Linked DNA regions of Homo sapiens: region 2 is linked to region 1. Evidence: chromatin loops called from intact Hi-C (ENCODE). Cell type or tissue: MCF 10A. All regions are shown on one strand. Links, peaks and the distances in the headings refer to the core of each region. The heading gives the core; the rest is flanking DNA.

What was found. Hi-C counts contacts between places; a loop is a spot of excess contacts. Peaks named below come from ENCODE experiments on the same cell type or tissue, not always from the same donor. Only the 100,000 strongest peaks of a DNase experiment are listed, where the experiment ranks them.
Region 2: a loop joins it to region 1, with 5 times the contacts of the local background. A loop is called at or near these places in 4 of 110 quality-filtered maps.

Annotation. Positions count from the first base shown.
Region 1 is chr1:153,095,412-153,105,975 of GRCh38, reverse strand. No RefSeq gene overlaps it. Among named protein-coding and RNA genes, the nearest start is that of SPRR2E, 6.2 kb to the right of the region's middle. RefSeq lists an enhancer at 5,161-6,360. In MCF 10A, for the core only: no CTCF peak of the experiment used is centred there; a DNase peak (open chromatin) is centred at 5,515.
Region 2 is chr1:153,036,013-153,046,576 of GRCh38, reverse strand. SPRR2D (small proline rich protein 2D) reads left to right here and starts at 5,457. Exons shown (of 2, transcript NM_006945.5): 1 at 5,457-5,499; 2 at 6,212-6,845. The coding sequence starts at 6,231. The coding sequence ends at 6,449. In MCF 10A, for the core only: no CTCF peak of the experiment used is centred there; no DNase peak of the experiment used is centred there.

The sequences.
Region 1 (10,564 bases), core at 1,574-9,573:
TATTTTGTAGCTTAAGAACTTATTGATTTTTTTCCTTAATTTGATTATTTACCCAAAAGACATTCAGAAGCATGTTGTTGAATTTCTAAGTAATTGTATGTTTTTGAGTGAATTTCTTAGTCTTTATTGGTAATTTCATTGCACTGTGGTTTGAGAAATTGGTTGTTATGATTTCAGTCCTTTTGTATTTGCTGAGGAGAATTTTATATCCTATCATGTGATGGATTTTAGACTATGTGCCACGTGGCAATAAGAACAATATGTATTCTGTTGTTTTTAGGTGGACAGTTGTGGATTATTAGCAGGTAAATTTGATCCAGTGCTGTGTTTTGGTAGTGAGTAGCATTGTTAATTTTCTGTCTCTTTGATGTGTCTAATACTGTCTCTGTGATGTTTCAGTCTCCCACTATTATTATGTGGGAGTCTAAGTATCTTTGAAGGTCTCTAAGAACTTGATTTATAAATCTGAGTTCTCCTGTGTTGGGTGCACATATATTTAAGATAGTTAGGTCTTCTTGTTGATTTGATTCCTTTACCATTATGAAATGTTTTAGTCCTTTTCTGATGTTTGTTGGTTTAAAGTCTCCTTTGACTGAAATTAGGATGGCAACACCTGCTTTTTTCTGTTTTTTGTTTGTTTGTTTGCTTGGTAGATTTTTCTCCATCCCCTTACTTTGAGCCTATGTGGGTCATTATATGTGAGTTTGGTCTCTTGAACACAGCACACCAATGGATTTTGGTTCTTTTATTAGCTTGCCACTCTGGGTTTTAATTGGGGCATTTAGTCCATTTACATTCAAGGTTAGTATTGATACATGTGGATTTGATTGTGTCATGATGTTAGCTGGTTATTCTGAAAACTTGTTTATGTGGTTGCTTTATAGTGTCACTGGTTGTATACTACAGTGTGTTTCTGTAGTTGCTGGTAATTGTCTTTCTATATTTACTGCCCCCTCTAGTAAGGTAGGTCTGGTGGTAACAAATTCCCTTAGCCTTTGCTTGTCTGAAAAGGATCTTTTTTCTCTTTAAGTTATGAAACTGAGTTTGAGTAGTTATGAAATTCTGGGTTGGTATTTCTTTTCTCTAAGAATGTTGTATATTGGCTCCCAGTCTCTTCTGGACTATATAGGTTCTGCTGAGAGGTCTGCTGTTAGTCTGATGGGCTTCCCTATGTAGGTGACTTGACCTTTCTCTCTAGCTGCCTTTAGCATTTATTCTTTCATTTGACCTTGAAGAATCTGATGATTATTTGTCTTGCAGATGATGTTCTTCTGTAGTATCTTACTAGAGTTCTCTGCATTTTCTGAATTTGAATGTCTGCCTCTCTAGCTGGGTTGGGTAAGTTCTCACGGATGATATCTTGAAACACATTTTCAAGTTGGTTACACTCTTCCCATCTCTTTCAGCAACACCAATGAACCACTAATTTGATTTCTTTACAAAATACCATATTTATCTGAGGCTTTGTTCATTTCTTTTCATTCGTTTCTCTCTCTCTTGTCTGACTGTCTTATTTCAGAAAGTCAGTGTTTGAGCTCTGGGATTCTTTTCTCTGCTTGGTCCATTCAGAAATTAATGCTCATGATTGCATTAGAACATAACAAATAATAAATTTTGTAGTGTTTTTCAGCTCTATCTGGTAGGTTATGTTCTTTTCTATACTGGCTATTTTGTCTGTCAGCTCCTGCGTCGTTTTATTGTGATTCTTAGCTTCCTTGGATTGGGTTTCAACATAGTCTTCCACATCAATGATCTTCCTTCCTATCCATATCGAAATTCCATTTCTGCCACTTCAGCCATCCTGGCTCAGTTCAAAACCCTTGCTAGAGAGATTGTGTGGTTGTTTGGAGGAACAAAGACACCCTGGCTTCTTGAGTTGTCAGAGTTCTTGTGCTGATTCTTTCTTATCTTCATGTGCTTATATTCCTTCAATCTTTGAAGTTGCTGACATTTGGATGGGTTTTAATTTCTTTTATCTCATTTGATAACCTTGAGGTTTTGATTGTGGTATAATGTCAATTCAGATGACTGGCTTCATCTCTGAAAGATTTTAGGGTCCCAACATTCAGCTCCCAATTCCTGGACTGCATGCCATAACTCTGAGTGAAGTGTGTCAGGCTTGACTTTGTTCTTTGGCTCCTCCAGGTTAGGAATCCACTGTGCTATGGAGGCTGAGGTGCTCCCTGACCCCTGTTCACTACACTCTGATGGGTGGTGTCAGTCAAAGTGTTTTGCAGTGTGGTGGCAGTGGGGTCCATTCTTGTTTGTATGTGTCAAGAGCAGTGTCAGCATGGCAGGGTGCATACTATTGGGCTGGGGGCAGGGTTCTTGCAGGTGCTAGGGTACCTGCCTCTGTGGGGATGTTCACGACAGTGGTGAAGGCATTGTGGCTTGGGGCTGTAGGGGGTCCCTGCTGGTTACTGTGTGTGCTGTCACACTTGTAGTGTTGTTGGTATATGGGTAGGGTGCTGGTGGGTGCGGGTCTGTGTCTTTTTTCTGTGTGCTGCAGTTAAGGGTGGTTGTTTGGGGTGCAGGAGTTTCCATTGTTTTCATTGCCTGGTTTCACTCCCATTGTTGGCATGGGGTATACACTGGCATGGGCGGTGCATTGGCAGGGATGGGGTTGGCTGGCTATGTGACTGCAATGGCTATCACCAGGGAGAATGGACTGACTGTACTGTCACTGCAGCAGTGACAGGGCAGGATGCACACTCTCACATCTACTGATGAGAAGAGGAAAGCAAAACCCACTCATGCACTCACATGCTGGCAAAGTGATATGGGGTGTTGCTCTGGGCCCCAGGGAGGCTGCAGTGTTAGGAGTGAGCAGGTGGGCTTGTGGGTGACCCTGGGTGGCTGCCCCACTGGAGTTCTCCATTTGTTAGTTGTGTTCTCCCAGCACAGACGCTAAAATGTGGGTCCCAAGGTCGCCCGAGTTTGCCCTGCAAGGAAGTGCATCCAAGCTGGCACCCCAGGAGAGACCAGCTGACCAGGAGGTGCTCAGGTCAGACTGTCCCCATCTGAAGGGTAAGATTGCCATGCAGAGTTCAGGTCCAACAGCTCCCCAAGGGCTAAAGTCTGCTATGTGAGTAAGTTGAGCCTAGGGAGATGGCCATCCCTGGCCCTGCTCCATTACAGACACTCCCCTACCAAACCCTTTAGGCTCCACATCAGCTGGCATGCTGCCCCTGTCACTTCCCTAAGCAGCTCTCCCTGCCAACTGGAGCATCCCTGGTGGTTAAGGGTGTCTCCCCCTGCTGGGATTCCAGAGGCCCATGGCGAGAGTGGGTTGTTCCCTGTCGGTTCAACTCAGCTGTTCCCCTGGAGTCACTGGAGGCCAGGAACCAGTCCTGGTGTATAGTGTCCCTGTGCAGGGCTCCTAACTTTCTCTCTTTTCAGCCTCATTTCTGGGTCTTCCCTTGGTTCACTCTCAGTGCCTTCCCTCTGAATATCTGTTAGAAGTGCACTTGTTACCTCGGTCCCTTAGTGGCAGCTGTTCCACCTGGCTGCATCCAGTTGGCCATCTTGCCCAGAGACAAAGGAATTATCTGGGATGTTAAATGTTTTTGAGTGTTTTTTACTTCAATATTCATGAGAAATATTGTTCTGTAGTTTTCATTTCTTGTAGGGTCTTTGTCTGGTTTTTGTATCAGGGTAGTGGCGGGCCTCATGGAACAAGACAGGAAGTAGTCTCTATTTTCAGTTTTCTTTTTTGAAGATTTTGAGAAGGATTTTTTTACATTTATCCAGTAAATCTTTCTGGTTCAACACCTTTCTTTCTAGTGAGATTTTAGATTAGTGATTCAATCACCTTGCTTATTGTATATCTATTCAAATTATCTATTTCTTCATGATTTGATTTGGTATACAGTATATTTCTAAGAATTTGTTCATTTTAACTGGGTTATTTAATAAGCTGACATAGAATTATTTATAGTTTCCTCTTCAAATTGTTTTCATTTCTGTAAAATCAGTAGTAGCCTTCCTCCTTTCTTTTAAGAATTTAGGTATTTGAGTCTTACATCATTTTTTATTCCTGTAGTTAATCTGTCTAAAGATTTGTCAAGTCTGTTGATCTTTACAAAGAAATAAAACTTAATGTTATTGATTTTTCTCTACTGTTTGCTTGTCCTTTATTAGTATCTCTACGCTAGGCTCATATTTTCTTTTTTGGGGTTCATCTTACTTTACTTTTTGTAGTTTCTTAAGTGTAACATGAGATTATTGATCTGATATTTTTTTTTACATTAAAAATGTATGTGGTTATGGCTATAAATTTTCCTGTTAGCACTGCTTTTTGCTGCAACCCATAAGTTTTGGCATGATGTGTTTTGTTGTCAGTAGTCTCAAGTGATTTCTAATTTTCCCTATGATTTCATATTTGACTTGTTGGTTAAGTGTGTTGTTTAATTTCCACAAATTTGTGAAATTTGCTGTTTTAATTTGATTATGTTTTTAGTTTTATTTCCTTGTGATTGGAAAAGTCCATTGCATGATTTTAGTCTTTTAAAATATATTAACTTGTTTTGTAGCCTAATATGTGGTCTATCCTGGAGAGTGTTCTTCCATGTTCTCTTGAGGAAACTGTAAGGAGTATCCTGCTGCTGTTGGGTAGAGTGTTCTATATTTGTCTGTTTGGTCCGATTGGCTTATATATTTAAGTCCTCTATTGTTTCGAACCTCTATTATTCTAGCCATGAGAATTCACTAATGAGAATTCACTAAATATTCACTGACAGTGAATTATTTGAGTTTTCAACATTTATTATAGACCTATCAACTTCTTTTAATTTCTCTCACTGTATCTTCATATATTTTGTAGTTCTGATGTTTAGTAAATGTATGTTTATAACTTCTCTATTTTCTTGGTGAACAAATCTCTATCAATACATGTGTCTTTTGTTGAGTCTTATAACAGTTCTCAACTTAAAGTTAATTGTGTCTGATGTTAGCGTAGCCACCTCTGGTCTCTTTTGGCTACCATTTACATGAAGTATCTTTTTCCATCCTATTACTTTCACCTTCTTTGTGTCTTTAGCTGTAAAGTTAGTCTCTTTTAAACAATAAATAGTTGAATTTTTTTCTTTTTGATTCATTCTTCCAATTTGTATTGTTGGGAAGAATTTAATTCATTCACATTTAAAGTAATTACTGATAAAGAAGGTCTTCTTTCTGCATTTAGTCTTTTCTGTATAATGTTTGTTTTTCAATACTGTCTGATTTATGTTTATTTGATTTTTTTGTAGTGAAACTATTTTATTGCCTTTTATCTTTTGTGTATACTTGAAAATATTATTGTGGTTTCAATGGGGATAATATATTATATCCTAAAGTTATAGTAATCTACTTGAATTAACACTCGTTTAACTTCAATTGCATCGAAATGTTGACTCATACCCAGCCTGGCCAACATGGCGAAACCCTGTCTCTACTAAAAATACAAAAATTACCTGGGTGTGGTGGCGCATGCCTGTAATTTCACTACTAAGGAGGCTGAGGAAAGAATTGCTTGAGCCCAGAGGTGGAGGTTGCAGTGAGCCAACATCATGCCACTGCATTCCACACTGGGTGATGCATTGAGATTGTCAAAAAGAAAAAAAAGTTGACTCATACAAACCTATCCTGTTTTTATGTTGAGTCACAAATTACGTCTTTATACATTGTGTGTTCACTAACACAGACTTGTAATTATATTGTATTTATTTGCATTTTAAATCTTGTAGAAAATAAAAAGTGGAGTTACAAGCTAAAATTTCAATAATGCTGGCTTTTATGTACCAGTGTACATTTATCAGAGATTTTTATATCTTCATATAGTTTATCTCCAGCATCCTGAAATTCAACCTGAGAGTCTCTCTTTATAATTTTTCATACACAAAATCTAGGGCCAATGAAGTGCCTCAAGTTTTAATTTCTGGAAATGCCATAATTTTGCCTTCATTTTAAAGGACAATTTTGCCGTGTGTAGAATTCTAGGTTGAAAGTGTTTTATTTTAGGGCTTTAAATATGTCATCCCACTACCTGCTGATCTCTAAAGTTTCTGATGAGCATTTGGTCACCTACTTCTTAAGGATTTCTTCGATATGATGATTCACTTCCCTCTTACTGCTTTCAAGATTCTCTTTTGATAATTTGATTGTAATGTGTGTCACGGTGGGTGTCACCGAATTCATTGAACTCGGAGTTTGTTGCACTTTTTGGATGTGTAATTTTGTCTTTTACAGAAATCATATAAATGGGCCTATAGCCTTTGAGACTGACTTTTCTTACGTATCAGTTTGCATTTCAAATTCAACCATGTCTTTGTGAGTCTCGACACGTCATTCCATGTTATCACTGTGCAGCATTCCATTGCATGGGTGTGATGTACCACAGTTTATCGATTCAATTATTGAAGGATATCTTGGTAGATCACAGATAGTGGATTTTATGACTAAAGCTGCTATAATTATTTGAATGCACATTATTTTTTATTTTATTATTATTATTATTATACTTTAAGTTTTAGGGTACAAATGCATAATGTGCAGGTTAGTTACATATGTATACAGAATGCACATTATTTTTTGTCAAGATATTTTAAAATGTACTAGATCAATTTTTGAACGTGTTATTGCGGGATCATATCATAAAGTTATGCTTATCTTTTAAGATTGTAAGTTAGTTTGGATTTTTTTCATAGTGTTTATATTTTATTTAACCTTTCTCAAACTTACAGTAGAATTTTCAGGTCTCTCATCCTATGTTAGAGTTCAGACAGTCTTTTCTCTCCAAATTTTTTCACAATTTTATTTGTGTTTCTTTGTTTTCCTTTTGAGTTTTTTTTTTGAGGGAGACCACAGCCTATGCACGTTCACTTTCTTCAAAAGATTCTTACAAGGAGAAGTGTCTGATTCATTCCATCATTGACCACATAGCCTTCTTAATCTCATTAACACTAAGCATATAGGAGTACTTTATATTACTAATAGCTCTTGAATTTTGCTCTTAAATATTCGGGTCTAACATAAGGAGAAAATAAAAGTAGAATTTATAAGGTTTATACACTTTGGAAAGATTAGTGCTAATGAGGTATTCAGTTTTTTATAAGGATTTAGCCTAAAATTTAGGTAGTTTGCCAGCTGAAGTTTGTGATATTTAAATGAGCAATATTTTTATTGTGCTAAACAGCTAACCACAGTAACAGTAGACTAAATGGGAGGTAACATTATATATTTTTTTGACACAGAATAAACCATTATATATATTTTCACACAGAATAAAAATATCTATACATGTTAATATTTTGCAAATCAATAAATCAACATACTGCTATTTATTGTTTTTAGATTTATTTTTTCTTGTACTAACTGAATTGAGAAGAAGTCCGTAGACAGTTCAAATAACATGGACAAATTAAAACTTTTTTTGTATCCTTTGTTCTAAGTTTCTGCTTAGGTTAACTCTCATTTGTAACACATAAGAACAAAAGTGCAGAACAGTCTATCTTATTTCTGCACACTTCATTCAAATCATACATTTGCATTTGCTTTTTCCTAAAAACTTCTGGCACACACTTAAAACAAGGATTATATAAACAATCTTAAAGAGAAAGCTGATACCTTTCTTAACCATAAACAACTTGAAATCGATGTTTTGCCTCTATCTCTTTGATTAACCATGTGTTTCTTTACTATTTTGAGTATTATCTGTAGCCTGTGCTAAGTACTTTATATGAAGTCTCTGATTTAATTTTTTTTCTCATGACAATTTAGTGGTAGGTACTATTGTTATCACTATGTTCTATTATATTTATTACCTGTCTACTCATCATCCATTACTTCCAATTTCATCATATTATGGCCAATTTTATGATTTGTATCTGTCTGGGTCTTGGATAGTAGACAAACCCATTCCTGATTGTTTTTTACCCTAGGAAGATCTGCCAATTTTGGTGAACTGTTTTATAGATACATATGGATATTGGGTGTCTGTGGCTTCTGTGTACATATGTCACTGCTATGAGGATGGGGAATATTATCGGGGTTTTCTTCAAGAGAGATTTTAGAAGCGATGTGATCCAATGTAGAGCTATAACAATAAAGCAACTGCTACTTACATCCAGCCCCACCCTTGGTCTCTGGCCAAAAATGCTGAAAAGAAAAAAGACCATTATCTCACTAATTGAAAAATGGACAGGCTTGTCTGTTGTCAGTTTTTCAAAGTAGAATTTTAAGATTCTTACCTCAATAATAGGTAACATTTGGAGAATATTTTGAAAAGTAAAACAAGAAAATAAACATCATCTGTAATTTCACCAGCCATATAAAATCACATTTCATATATTGTTTCATATGTTTCCTATCTTTTAATAAATGTTGACAAAAATGTTGTCATGCTTTATGTATGTTTTAGTACAATTAGAATATTTTAAATTATATTAAATAATCTTCCAAAACATCCACCTTAATGATCTTCGCTATTCTACCTTATGTATGTTCTGTAATTTATCGGATTCAGCAAGGAAGGACAAATGCTAGGCTTAGCCTTTCATTCAGAAATAAAAGCAGAAGGCAGATATGCATGGGTAGTTGCAGTTACCATATCTCTGAACATACCAAGAATATTTTACCATAATTCCTGTTTTTTAATTTTTTTCTATTTAATTTTAAAACTTTATTTGCCAGTACTATTTTGTTTAGTGGAATGTATAGTATTAAAATGTGAGATAAAATGTTGAATCAAGCATTAGACAAAATTAAAAGTGTTTGCACAAAGTGAATGGACTTCTATGAAATTATGTTATGTGAAAAAAAGAGCAATTCTCAAAAGGTTACATGATGTATAAATTCACTCAAATATTCTTAAAATAATGAAATCATAGAGATGGATAAAAGAGTAATATTTACTAGAGGTAAATATTTGGGAAAGGAGGGGTGGTTATGGCTATAAGTGGGGAGCAGAGGAGCCTTGTGGTAATGGAACAGTTATGTATCTTGACTGTAGTAGTAGCCAATGCTACGTACGTGATGTAAATTTCATAGCATTATAAACACAAACACACATGAGTGAATATATAATTAATAAAATTCAAATATACTTTCTGAATCGCAAAATGTTAAAGGTATCTGTTCTTTCCTGTCATTTTTAAGTACTAATAATTCATACTTAATGATCCCCTAGAAAATTATGGAGTAGAAGTAATAGGAATGAACCTAACTAAGGCTATCAGACTCTTAAAGAAGATAAAGCTAACCTCTTTAGACATGTAGATAGATGACAGATAAAGACTCATGGTATGTGAGTGTGAGTGTGTGTATGTGTGTGTGTGAAGTATGCCTCACTCTATGTTTCAGGGCCTGGATGTCATAACTTGGGGAAGCTGTGACTAGTAGCTGCCCCTCTTCATGTTGTGGCTGCTCTTCATGTACCTGGACTGTGAGGAACTCTTAGCTTCAAGTTCATCACCTCAACTTGTAAAGTGAGCCTGTCTGAGATGCTGGGGGCACTAGGGCTGCTGCTGCTCTGGTGCCTGCACTGCTGTGATAAACAGCCTGTTTGAGTGGGGTGTTCTCAGAAGGGGAGTCTCAGGGCATGACCCAAACTGTATTATCTCACACAGTGATCTCATTTGGCAGCCAATTCTCCAATTTTGCATGTTAGAAATCAGACATTTCTCTAAGGATCTGTGTTGTAGATGTGATGTGAGACTCTGGGGAGGAGTAGGTGACCTATTGAGTGAAGTCTGTTTACTTTACCCACTGTGCTTGGCATGTGTAATAGTCTATAGGAAGCATTTGGTGAGAACACTATTTGTAAACACCTGGCGCAAAGGTGCTGACATGATAGTTGTATTTCTGCAGCATCTGGCCACAGTGATCTTGGCCAAAAGCTCTTCCTTAAAGACTGGAGCAATTGCAGATCTGGAAACCTAACCTGCTTAACTGAGAGATGTGATGCTGGGTTGATTCAGTGTTCTTGCTCTATCTGGAGCATAGCTGGTGAGTGCTCCAAAGAATTTGAGTCACTCCTCTTCCTCTTTTTCCTTATCTTCCTCTTCCTTCTTCTTCTCCAATTATAAAATCACATTCTTGGAAAGCTTCCTGATCATTAGCCCAGATAAGAAAGCTCCAGCAGCACTGTTTTAAATGTTTAATATACAATGTTTAGTAAGCCCCATTGATTGCAGGAAGAGTTTTAAAAAGATGTGAAAGACATTCACATTGACAACATACGTATCGAGTGAACAATGTGTACTAAAATGAACAGATGAGAGGTATACATTGGGGTGTGAGTTGATAATCTAGCAGGTTGTGGGGCTAGAGAGCTTTTGGAAAAGACAATGGAAGAACATACAAACAAATTAAAAAATACCATTTTTCAAAGACTAAAACCTGTTTGGAAAGAGAGGTAGAGAAAGCAAACACATAGGATCACACTGAGTTTATATTTTCCCCTAGATTTCAGACTTTAAGTGCTCTGACCTCTATTCTGGAAAACTTCTAATTATTTACATAAGATACTGTGAGTCTATGCATCTTGTTCTCTATATGATGTTCACAGGGAAACATACAGGCATGGTTC
Region 2 (10,564 bases), core at 1,282-9,281, 59 kb after region 1:
AGATCATGCCACAGCATTTCAGCCTGGGTGATGGAGTGAGGCTCTGTCTCAAAAAATGAAAAAATTAATAAAAAATAAAAAAAAGAAAAGTTGACTCACACAATCCTATCCTCTTTTTATGTTGAGTTCACAAATTATATCTTTATACATTGTGTGTTCACTAACACAGATTTGCAATTATTTTGTACACATTTGCATTTTAAATCTTGTAGAAAATAAAACGTGGAGTTACAAGCTAAAATTACAATAATGCTGGCTTTTATGTATCTGTGTACATTTACCAGAGATTTTTGTGTTCTCATACAGTTTCAAATTTCTCTCCAGCATTTTTATTCAACCTCAGAGGCTCTCTTTATCATTTCTCATACAGAAAATCTAGGGGCAATGAACTGCCTTAAGTTTTGATTTCCAAAAACGTTATAATTTTGCCATCATTTTTAAGGATAATTTTGCCAGCTGTAGAATTCTAGGTTGAAAGAATTCTAGGTTTTCTTTATTTTCAATATATCATCCTGCTGCCTCCTGATCCTAAAGGCTTTTGGTAAGAATTTGGTCAACTATTTATTAATAATCCCTTAGATATGATGATTTACTTGCCTCTTGCTGCTTTTGATATTATCTCTTTTGATAGTTTAATTATAAAGTGTCTCAGTGTGGGTGTCATTGAATTAATTTAACTGGAAGTTTTTTGTGCTTTTTGGATGTGTAATTTTGCATTTTTCAGAATTTGTATACATGGAACCATACAGTATATAGCCTTTGAGACTGACTATTTTTTACTTATCAGCTTGCATTTTAAATTCAGCCATGTCTTCGTGAGTCTTGATAGGTCATTCCATGTTATCACTGCATAGTATTCCATTGCTTGGGTGTGATGCACCACAGTTTATCAATTGAATTGTTGAAGGGCATCTTGGTAGATCACAGATCTTGGAGATTATGAATAAAGCTGCTATAATCATTGGAATGCAGGTTATTTTTTGTCAACATATTTTGAAATCTGTTAGATCAATTTTTGAATGTGCTTTTGTTGACTCATATAACAAAATTATGTTTATCTCTTTAAGATTGTGAATTAGTGTCGACTTTTCTCATAATGTTTATATTTTATTTAGCCTTTCTCCCACTTGCAGCAGAATTCAGGTCTCTTGTCTTATATGTTAGAGTTCAAACAGTTTTTTCTCTGCAAATGTTTTCACAATTTTGTCCGTGTTTCTTCGTTTTCCTTTTTAACTTTTCTGGAGGGAAACCACGGCCTATGCACATTCACTGTCTTGAAAAGATTCTTACAAAAAGAGGTGTCTGATTCATTCCATTATTTACCACATATCCTTCTCATTCTCATTTTAACACTAAGCATACGGGATTACTTTATATTACTAATAGCTCTTGAAATTATGCTCTTAAATATACTGATCTAACATATAGAGAAAATAAAAGTAGAATATATAGGGTCTATTCACTTTGAGAAGGTTAATACTGATGAGCTATTCAGTTTCTTATAATGATTTAGCCTAAAATTTAGGTAATTTGCCACCAGAAGGAATGTGATATTTAAATGAGTGATTTCTTTATTATCCTAAACAGCTAACTACAGTAACAGCAAACTAAATTGGAGGTAACATTGTATATTTTTTTCACACAGAATGCTGAATCTTTATAAGTGCTATTTGTTTTTACACATGAACAAATCCACATACTGCTATTTTTTGTATTTAGATTTATTTTCTTATATTAACTGAATTCAGAGGAAAGTCTTAGAGAGTCCAAACATCAAGGAACAATTAAAGCATCTGGTTTCTGTCCTTTGCTGTAAATTTCTGCTTAGGTTAACTCTCATTTTCATCACATAGGATAAGTGTCAAAATCATCCCATCTTATTGTTTCTGCACACTTCATTTAAATCATATATTTGCATTTGTTTTGTCCTAAAAACTTCTGGCACACACTTCAATAAGATAATATAAAAGATCTTAAAGGTGAAGCAAATAACTTTCTCAACCATAAACAACTCGAACTCGATATCTTGTCTCTATCTCTTTCGTTAACAATGTGTTACTTTAGCATTTTGAGCACTATCTGTAGCCTGTGCTAAGTACTTTAAATGCAGTCTCTGCTTTAGTTGTTTTCTCATGACAATTAGTGGTAGGTACTATTATTATCACTATGTTCTATTATAGTTACTACCTGTCCTACTGATCGCCCATTTCTTCCAATTTCATCATATTATGGCCAATTTATGCTTTCTATCCACGTGGCTCCTGGATAGTAGACAAACTCATTCCGATTTTTTTAACCTAGTATGATCTCCTAATTTTGGTGAGCTGTTTCATAGATACATATGGCTATGGAGTGTCTGTGGCTTCTGTGTGTGTGTGTGAATGCTATGAGGATGGGGATTATTATTGGGGTTTTCTTCAAGACAGATTTTAGTAGTGATGTGATCAGATGTAGAGCTATCACAATAAAACAACTGCTACTTACATCCAGCCCCACCTTTAGTGTCTGGCCAAAAATGCTGGAAAGAAGGAAGACCGTTTTCTCACTAATTGGACAATGGACAGGGTTGTCTCTTGTCAGCTTTTCAAATTAGAATTTTAGGATTCCTCACTCAATAATAGGTAACATTCGGAGAATATTTTGAAAAGTAAAACAAGAAAATAAACATCATCTGTAATTATACCAGCCAAATATAATCACATTTAATATGTTGTTTTACATATTTCCTAACTTTTAACAAATACATGTTAATGAAAATGTTATCATCCTTTACATAAGTTTTTAGTAAAATTTAATGTTTTAAATAATATTAAGTAATCTTTCAAAACATCCTTCTTAATTATCTTCAGAATTCTACTATATCTTTATCTGATACATTGAATTATGGAAAGACAATGGAGACTAAGCCTTCCATTCAGAAATAAAAGCAGAAGGCAGATATGCATGGGGGCTTACAGTTACCATTTCTCTGAGCATAAGAAGAATATTTTGCCATGATTCTTGTTTCTTTATTTGTTTACATATTTAATTTTAAATCTTCATTTGCTAGCACTATTTGGTTTAGTGGAATGTATCATAGTAAAATATGAGATAAAATGTTGCATCAAATATTAGACCAAATAAATTTTTTGTTCTTTCCTGTCATTTTTATGTACTAGTAATTCATACTTAATGATCTACTAGAAAATCAGGAAGTAGAAGTATTAGGAATGAGCCTAAGGCTATCAGACTCTTAAAGAACATAAAGCTAAGCTCTTTAGACATGAAGATAGATGATAAAGACCCATGAGGGGTGTGTGTGTGTGTGTGTGTGTGTGTGTGTGTGTGTGTGAAGTATGCCTCGCTCTATGTCTCAGGGCCTGGATGTCCTAACTTGGGGAAACTGTGACTATTAGCTGTCCCTCTTCATGTTATGGCCATTCCTCATGTAGCTGGTCTGTGAGGAACTCTGAGTTTCCAGTTCTCCACGTCAACTTGTAAAGTCAGCCTGTCTGAGATGCTGGGGGCACTAGGTCTGCTGCCACTCTGGTGCCTGCACTGCTGTGATAAGCAGCCTGTTTGAGTGGGGTGTCCTAAGAAGGGGAGTCTCAGGTTGTGACCCAAACTGTGTTATCTCACACAGTGATCTCATTTGGCAGCGAATTCTTCAATTTTGCATGGCAGAAATTAGACATTTCTCTATGGATTTATGTTTTAGATGTGATGTGAGGCTCTTGGGGAGTAGTGGGTGATTTATTGAGTAAAGGACTTTTACTTTGGCTGGTGAAGTGCGTGGCATGTGTAATAGTCTATAGGAAGCATTTGGTGAGAACACCATTTGTAATCACCTGGCCTCAGGGTGCTGACATGATGGCTCTATTTCTGTAGTGTCCTGGCCAGTGGTGATCTTGGCTAAAAGCTCTTCCTTACTGACAGGAGCAACAGCTGTTCTGGGAACCTAACCTACTTAACTGAGGGATGTGATGCTGGCTTGATTCAACACTCTGCCCTTCCTGGAGCACAGTTGGTGACTGCTCCAGTGATTTTGAGTCTTTCCTCTTCCTCATTCTCCTTTCTTCTTATTCACTTATAAAACCATGTTCTTGGGAAGCTTCCCGATTAATGGTCCAGATAAGGAAGCAGTAGCAACATCACTTTAAATGTTTAATATACAGTACTTAGAAAGGCTCACTGATTGTAGGAAGCATTTAAAAAAGTTGTGAAAGGACAATCACTAAATGCATTGACAACATATGTGTTAAGTGAACAATATGTACCAAAATGGACAGATGACAGGTATACATTGGGTATGAGTTGATAATCTAGCAGTTTGTGGGACTAGAAGGTTTATGGAAAAGACAAAGGAAGAACATGCAAACAAATTAAAAAACACTGAGAAACATCTAAAACCTGTTTGGAAATAGAGAGGAAGAATACATATTGGATTACCCTTTGTTTGTATTTTCCCCTTGAGTTAAACTTTAAGTGCTCTTACCTTCCTCACTCTGCACACCTACTTCTAATTATTTACATATGATAATGTCTATGCAGCTTGTTCTCTATAGGATGTTCACAGGGAACCATATATGCATGGTTCCATACATAGATTTTGAGTCAATACTTGTAACTTTAGTTTCCTTCTCTCCATTACTTTTTATAAATAAAAAGGCTGTAGTACACATCCTTGATGGCACCAAGTAGCAAACGTGCTGTGGAGACTAGATCTCACTCTCAAATCTGTCCTGGGATGCAAGTGCCTCTACGAATGTGGTGCAGAAGCTACAAATGTGGTGCAGAAGACAGCTTCAAAGAGGAAAGGAATATAGGTAAAAATCTGAGGTTTTATCTGAGAAAAAGGTGGCAAAGAAAATTTCAGTCTTGAACAGGGTCAGCAGATAGCACAATGTGGTCAGCCTGCAAACCCAGAGGTAAGTATTATTGTCCCCTGTTTATAATCCCAGGGAGGAGAGGTGACATGCCTGTTGTCATGGAACTTAGCAAAGAAAAAGCTTAGCTCAGGCCTTTGTTAAGTCTCTCCTTCCTTCTAGCACATTGGCCAACTGTATGAGGAAAGTAGAGGTAGAGTTGGGTTCATGTACAACAATATGGCATTCAGCTAGAGTGGATCAGGACAGGAAGTTTTATGACTCAGGGGAGGTAAGATAGGAAGGGATCATTGTTCCCAATCAAGAAAGAGAGCCCTTGACAACCGGTTAGAGAATCCCTCCAATTATCTCTCTGACGAAAGTCACTGAAACTGAGATCTAAGGCAGGTTCTCTGTGACTCATGAGCACTTAACCCAGTGGGGAGATCCCAGAACAGGATATTTCCTAGTTTGAGAATGCCTCTCATGCCAGATATGGATACATTTGCATTTTACTTTGGACATTGCTGGACCAGCCCAGTTTTAGGCAGTTCCACTTCCCACTGGGTGGGGCAGAACGTCCTATAAAGAGGTTCCCTGCTGCACAACTCTTAAACTCCTGGTACTCTAGCACCGATCTGCTTTGGAGAACCTGGTGAGTGTGAGTCCTTGAGTTCCTCAGTTCTTTGTGACCTGAAATATTGAATTTAATCTGAAAACAGCAAGTTTGGTTGATACAATTCTGTAACCATGGGTTTGATTCTACTTAGTAGATGGAAATTTAGATTTAGAGTACAGTGATATGCTATTTTAGCTTGTTTCTTGTATACAGTTAGGTGTCCATACGGACAGAGAAGTTAATAGGAAAGCTTTGAATTGAAGAAGAAAAAAGAACAAAGTATTTTTTCCCCATGTTTTCCTGGTGTCTTTTTCAAAGGTTTGTGTCTTAACAGGTGCCAAGAGCCTGCAATCCTTCCCAAACAGCCCTTTGTTCTGTGCTCAAGTCAACCCACTGGGACTTTACTACAGATAATGATAAGAGAAATGGCTTGTGAGATTGCTCATGGTATCTGAACTTGTCACTGCCTTTCCTAAAGATGTTATTTTCACAGAAATAACATGCTTGGTTCATTACTACAGAGATATTTTCTTTGGAAAAATTGTATGAGAAAACACAAGATTTCCCAGGGCCAATGAAGCAATTTGCTAAAGTGGAAGGGAGAAACGAAGTAGTCTTGAAAAGGCAGTTAAGAGTTTAAATAATTTCTTGGAGATGGGGAAATAATATTTCATGGTATTACATAAGCATTAGCTTCTCTCTCTGGAGGAGTCCCTTCCCACAAACACTGTTGTATCATTTCTTTCAGATCCTGAGACTCCAGCAGGATGTCTTATCAACAGCAGCAGTGCAAGCAGCCCTGCCAGCCACCTCCTGTGTGCCCCACGCCAAAGTGCCCAGAGCCATGTCCACCCCCGAAGTGCCCTGAGCCCTGCCCATCACCAAAGTGTCCACAGCCCTGCCCACCTCAGCAGTGCCAGCAGAAATATCCTCCTGTGACACCTTCCCCACCCTGCCAGCCAAAGTGTCCACCCAAGAGCAAGTAACAGCTTCAGGATTCATCAGGAGCATGAGAGGATAAGGATAATTGGCTCACCTCGTTCCACAGCTCCACTTGCATCTTCTCACCAAAGCCTTCCATGGATGCACAGGGAGCTTCTTTCTCCTTAACCTGTGGCCTGCCTGTGATGATCTGTGACAGCAAAAGATTCCCTTTCTGAGGCTGCCATACTGCCACTGTCCAGGTGGAGCTAAGAAAAGGAAGTCCTCAGCTGTGCCAGCTCCCAGAGCTTCGGAAGAAAGAGCAGCAGCTCTCTCCCTGGGAACCATCAGACAATTCTGTTGATGTGTTCTGTGTCTGTCTGTCACCTGGTCATGAGCTTCTACCACCTTTGCAATTGTCATTTATCTTTCACTCCCTGAATAAAGTATCTATGCATATATATTTGTGAATGGATCTTTTGTTTCTTTTAGAATCTGCTTTATTAGTAATATTATATGATTATTTGGATTTTGTTCTACCTTTCTCTGATCCCCAGGACCAGGATTTCACAATTATTGTTATCTGAATTTTGGGCCATAACAATGATTATTTTTATATCATTTTAAACCCCTTTTATTTTCCTTAATTAGTGTTTGATTGATTTGAAGAACAAATCAATCAGAATTTTAATCTCTTCATTTTAAAATGTGGAAAATAATATTTATATCACTAACTTATCTTAGGCATAAAATGGAATTAATATCAGGAATTCAGTTGACACAATTTCTGACATATCATTACTACTCATTTGATAGTAGTCTATTAGCAGCAGTACATCATCATTAAAACAGAACTATTATTTGACCCAGCAGTCTCACTATTGGGTATATACCCAAAGGAATATAAATCATTCTACCATAAAGACACATGCATGTGTATATTTATCGCAGCCGTGTTCACTATAGCAAAGGCATAGAATCAACCCAAAAGCCCATCAATAGTAGAGTGGATTTTAAAAATGTGATAAATATACGCCATGAATTCTACACAGCTATAAAAAAATTAGATCATGTCTTTTGTAGCAAAGTGGATCAAACTGGAGGCCATTATGCTAAGCCAACAAAATCAGAAACAGAAAACCTAATACCACCTGTACAGCCATTGCGGAAACCAGTATGAAGTTTCCTCAAAAGTTAGAAATAGAAGTAATATATGATCTTGCAAACCCACTACAGGGTGTATACCCAAAAGAGACGAAATTAGTATATCAAAAAGATATTTGCACTCCCCTGTTTATCACAGCACTTTGCACAATAGCCAAGAAATGGAATCCACCTAAGTGTTCAGTAACAGATGAATGGATAAGGAAAATATGGTTTATATACACAGTAGAACACTATTCAGCAATGAAAAGAATAAAATCTTATTTGTGACAACATGGATGAACCTACAGAACATTATGTTAAATGAAATAAGTAAGACACAGAAAGGCAAATATTGTATGTTCTCCTTCATATGTTGGAGCTAAAAAAGTTGCTTTCATGAAGGTGGAGGGTAGAACAGTGGTTGTCAGGGATTGGGGAGTGTGTAGGGGAGGGAGGGAAGGATGGGGAGAGGTTAGTTAGTGGGTACAAAGTTACAGTTAAACGGGTATAAAGTTACAATTAAATAAATATAATGAATTATAATTTTTATTTATAATTAAATAATACAATTAATTGTATTATAATAATACAATACAAGTAATACAATTTAATTATGATTAAATAATAATTAAATGGGTACAAAGTTACAAGTAAATTAAAAAGTTACAATTGAATACATACAATTACATATACATCATGGAAAGCTACATAGCCATGAAAAAGAAAGAAATCATGTCCTTTGCAGCAACATGAATGAAGCTGGAGGCCATTATCCTAAACAAATTAATGTGAGAACATAAAACCAAATACTACATGTTCTCACTTATGAATGGAAGCTAAACATTGGGTACTCATGGACATAAATATGGCAATTAAAAGGAATGAAATACTAATACACGCTACAACAAAAATCAGTATTTAAAATATTATGCTAAGTTAAAGAAGCCAGATACAAAGGACCACATATTGTATAATATTATTTATATGAAATGTCCAGAATAGGCAAATTTATAGAACCAGAAAGTAGACTAGTGATTTCTAGGGGTCTAGGGGCAGGGGAATGAGGATTAACAACTTGTCAGTATGGAGTTGTTTGGAGGAGTGATTAAAAGATTCTGAAATTAGTGGTGATAATTGTATAACTGTGAACCTACTAAGGACTATTGAGTGTACACGTCAAAAGGGTGAATTTCATGGTATGTAAATTCTGTGTCAATAAAGGTATTTTAAAAACAAAGAAAATGGGCTCTTTTGTAAACATAAATGCAAGAGAATAGAGGGAAACCAAAAATCTGCAGAGTTGGGAAACTCAATTACTTTTAAATAGAAAGAGATAAAATCGAGAATAATTTTGAGAGACAAAAGTTCATTAAAACTCAGGTTTGCACTTAAGATTAGATTAAGTTTTAATGTCATCCCACCTACGTTTATTTTTCCAAAGAGTGTCAAAGAAGCCACAGTTGAGGAAGACAGACATGGAAAAAAGAAGGAATAAATAAGCACAAGAATTTCATCTGCGAAGGAAATGAAGAAATGTGGGTATAGTTACTAGCATATAGAACTGGCTAGAAGAAAATAGATTAGAAATCTACTAAATTTTTGAGGAATCATATTCCCAAAGTAATCAAAAGCTAGATCTTAAAACAAAACAAAAAGAAATGAAGCAAAACAGCTTTCCAAGAGCCTTAAACCACACTTGGTTAGAAAGTGAGCTGATTCTTCCAATCCACAGACATGGAATTTTTCATTTGTTTGTGTTATCTATGATTTCTTTCAGAAGTGCTTTATAGTTCTCCCTGTAGAGATGTTGTATATTCTCCCTTTCGCCTCCTTGATTATATGTATTCCTAGTTATTTTTTTTTCGGTGGCTATTGTAAATGGGATTCCATTTTTGATTTGACTCTCAGCTTGAACCTTATTGATGTATACAAATGCTACTGATTTTGTACATTGTTAAATTGCCATACTGCCCAAAACAATCTACAGATTCAACACTATTCCTTTCAAACTATGAACGCAGTTTCTCACGGAATTAGAAAAACCTATTCTAAAATTCATATAAAACCAAAAGAGAGCTCAAATAGATAAAGCAATCCTAAACAAAAAGAACAAAGCTGGAGGCATCACATTACCTGCCTTTAAGCTATATTATAATGCTACAGTAACCAAAACAGCATGATACTGATACAAAAACAGACACGTAGACCAACGGAACAGTATAGAGAACCCAGAAATAAAGCTGTACACCTACAGCCATCTAATTGTTGACAATGTCAACAAAAATGACGAACATGTAAGGAGCTGTCTATTAAATAAATGCTGCTGGGATAGCTGGCTAGCCACGTGCAGAAGAATGAAACTGGACCTCTATCTTTCACCACCTGCAAAAATTAACTCAAGATGGATTAAAGATTTAAATATAATGTCTCAAATATAAGAATCCTAGAAAAAAACATAGGAAACACCATTCTGGACATTGGTCTTGGGAAAGAGTTTATGAGCAAGTTCTTAACAAGAATAGCAACAAAAGTAAAAATTGACAAGTGGGACTTAGTTAAACTAAAGAGCCTCTTCATAGCAAAAGGAACTATCAACAGAGCAAACAGACAACTTACTCAATGGGAGAAGATATCTGTAAATCATCTGACTAAGGTCTAATATCCTGAATCTAAAAGGAACTTAAACAACATAACAAGCAAAAACCAAATAATCACATTGAAAAGTGGGCAAAAGATATGAACAGACACTTCTCAAAAGAAGACATAGGAGTGGCCAAAAAACATGAAAAAATGTTCAACATCACTAATCACCACAGAAATGTAAATCAAAACCGCAATGAGATACCCTCTCTCACCAGTTAAAATGGCTATTATTTAAAAAGTCAAAAAACAGCAGTTGCTGGCAAGGCTGTGGAGAAAACAGAACATTTATACACAGTTGATGGGAATGTAAATTAGTTCAGCCATCGTGGAAAGCAATTTGGAGATTTCTCAAAGAACTTAAAATGGAGCTACCATTTCACCCAGCAATCCC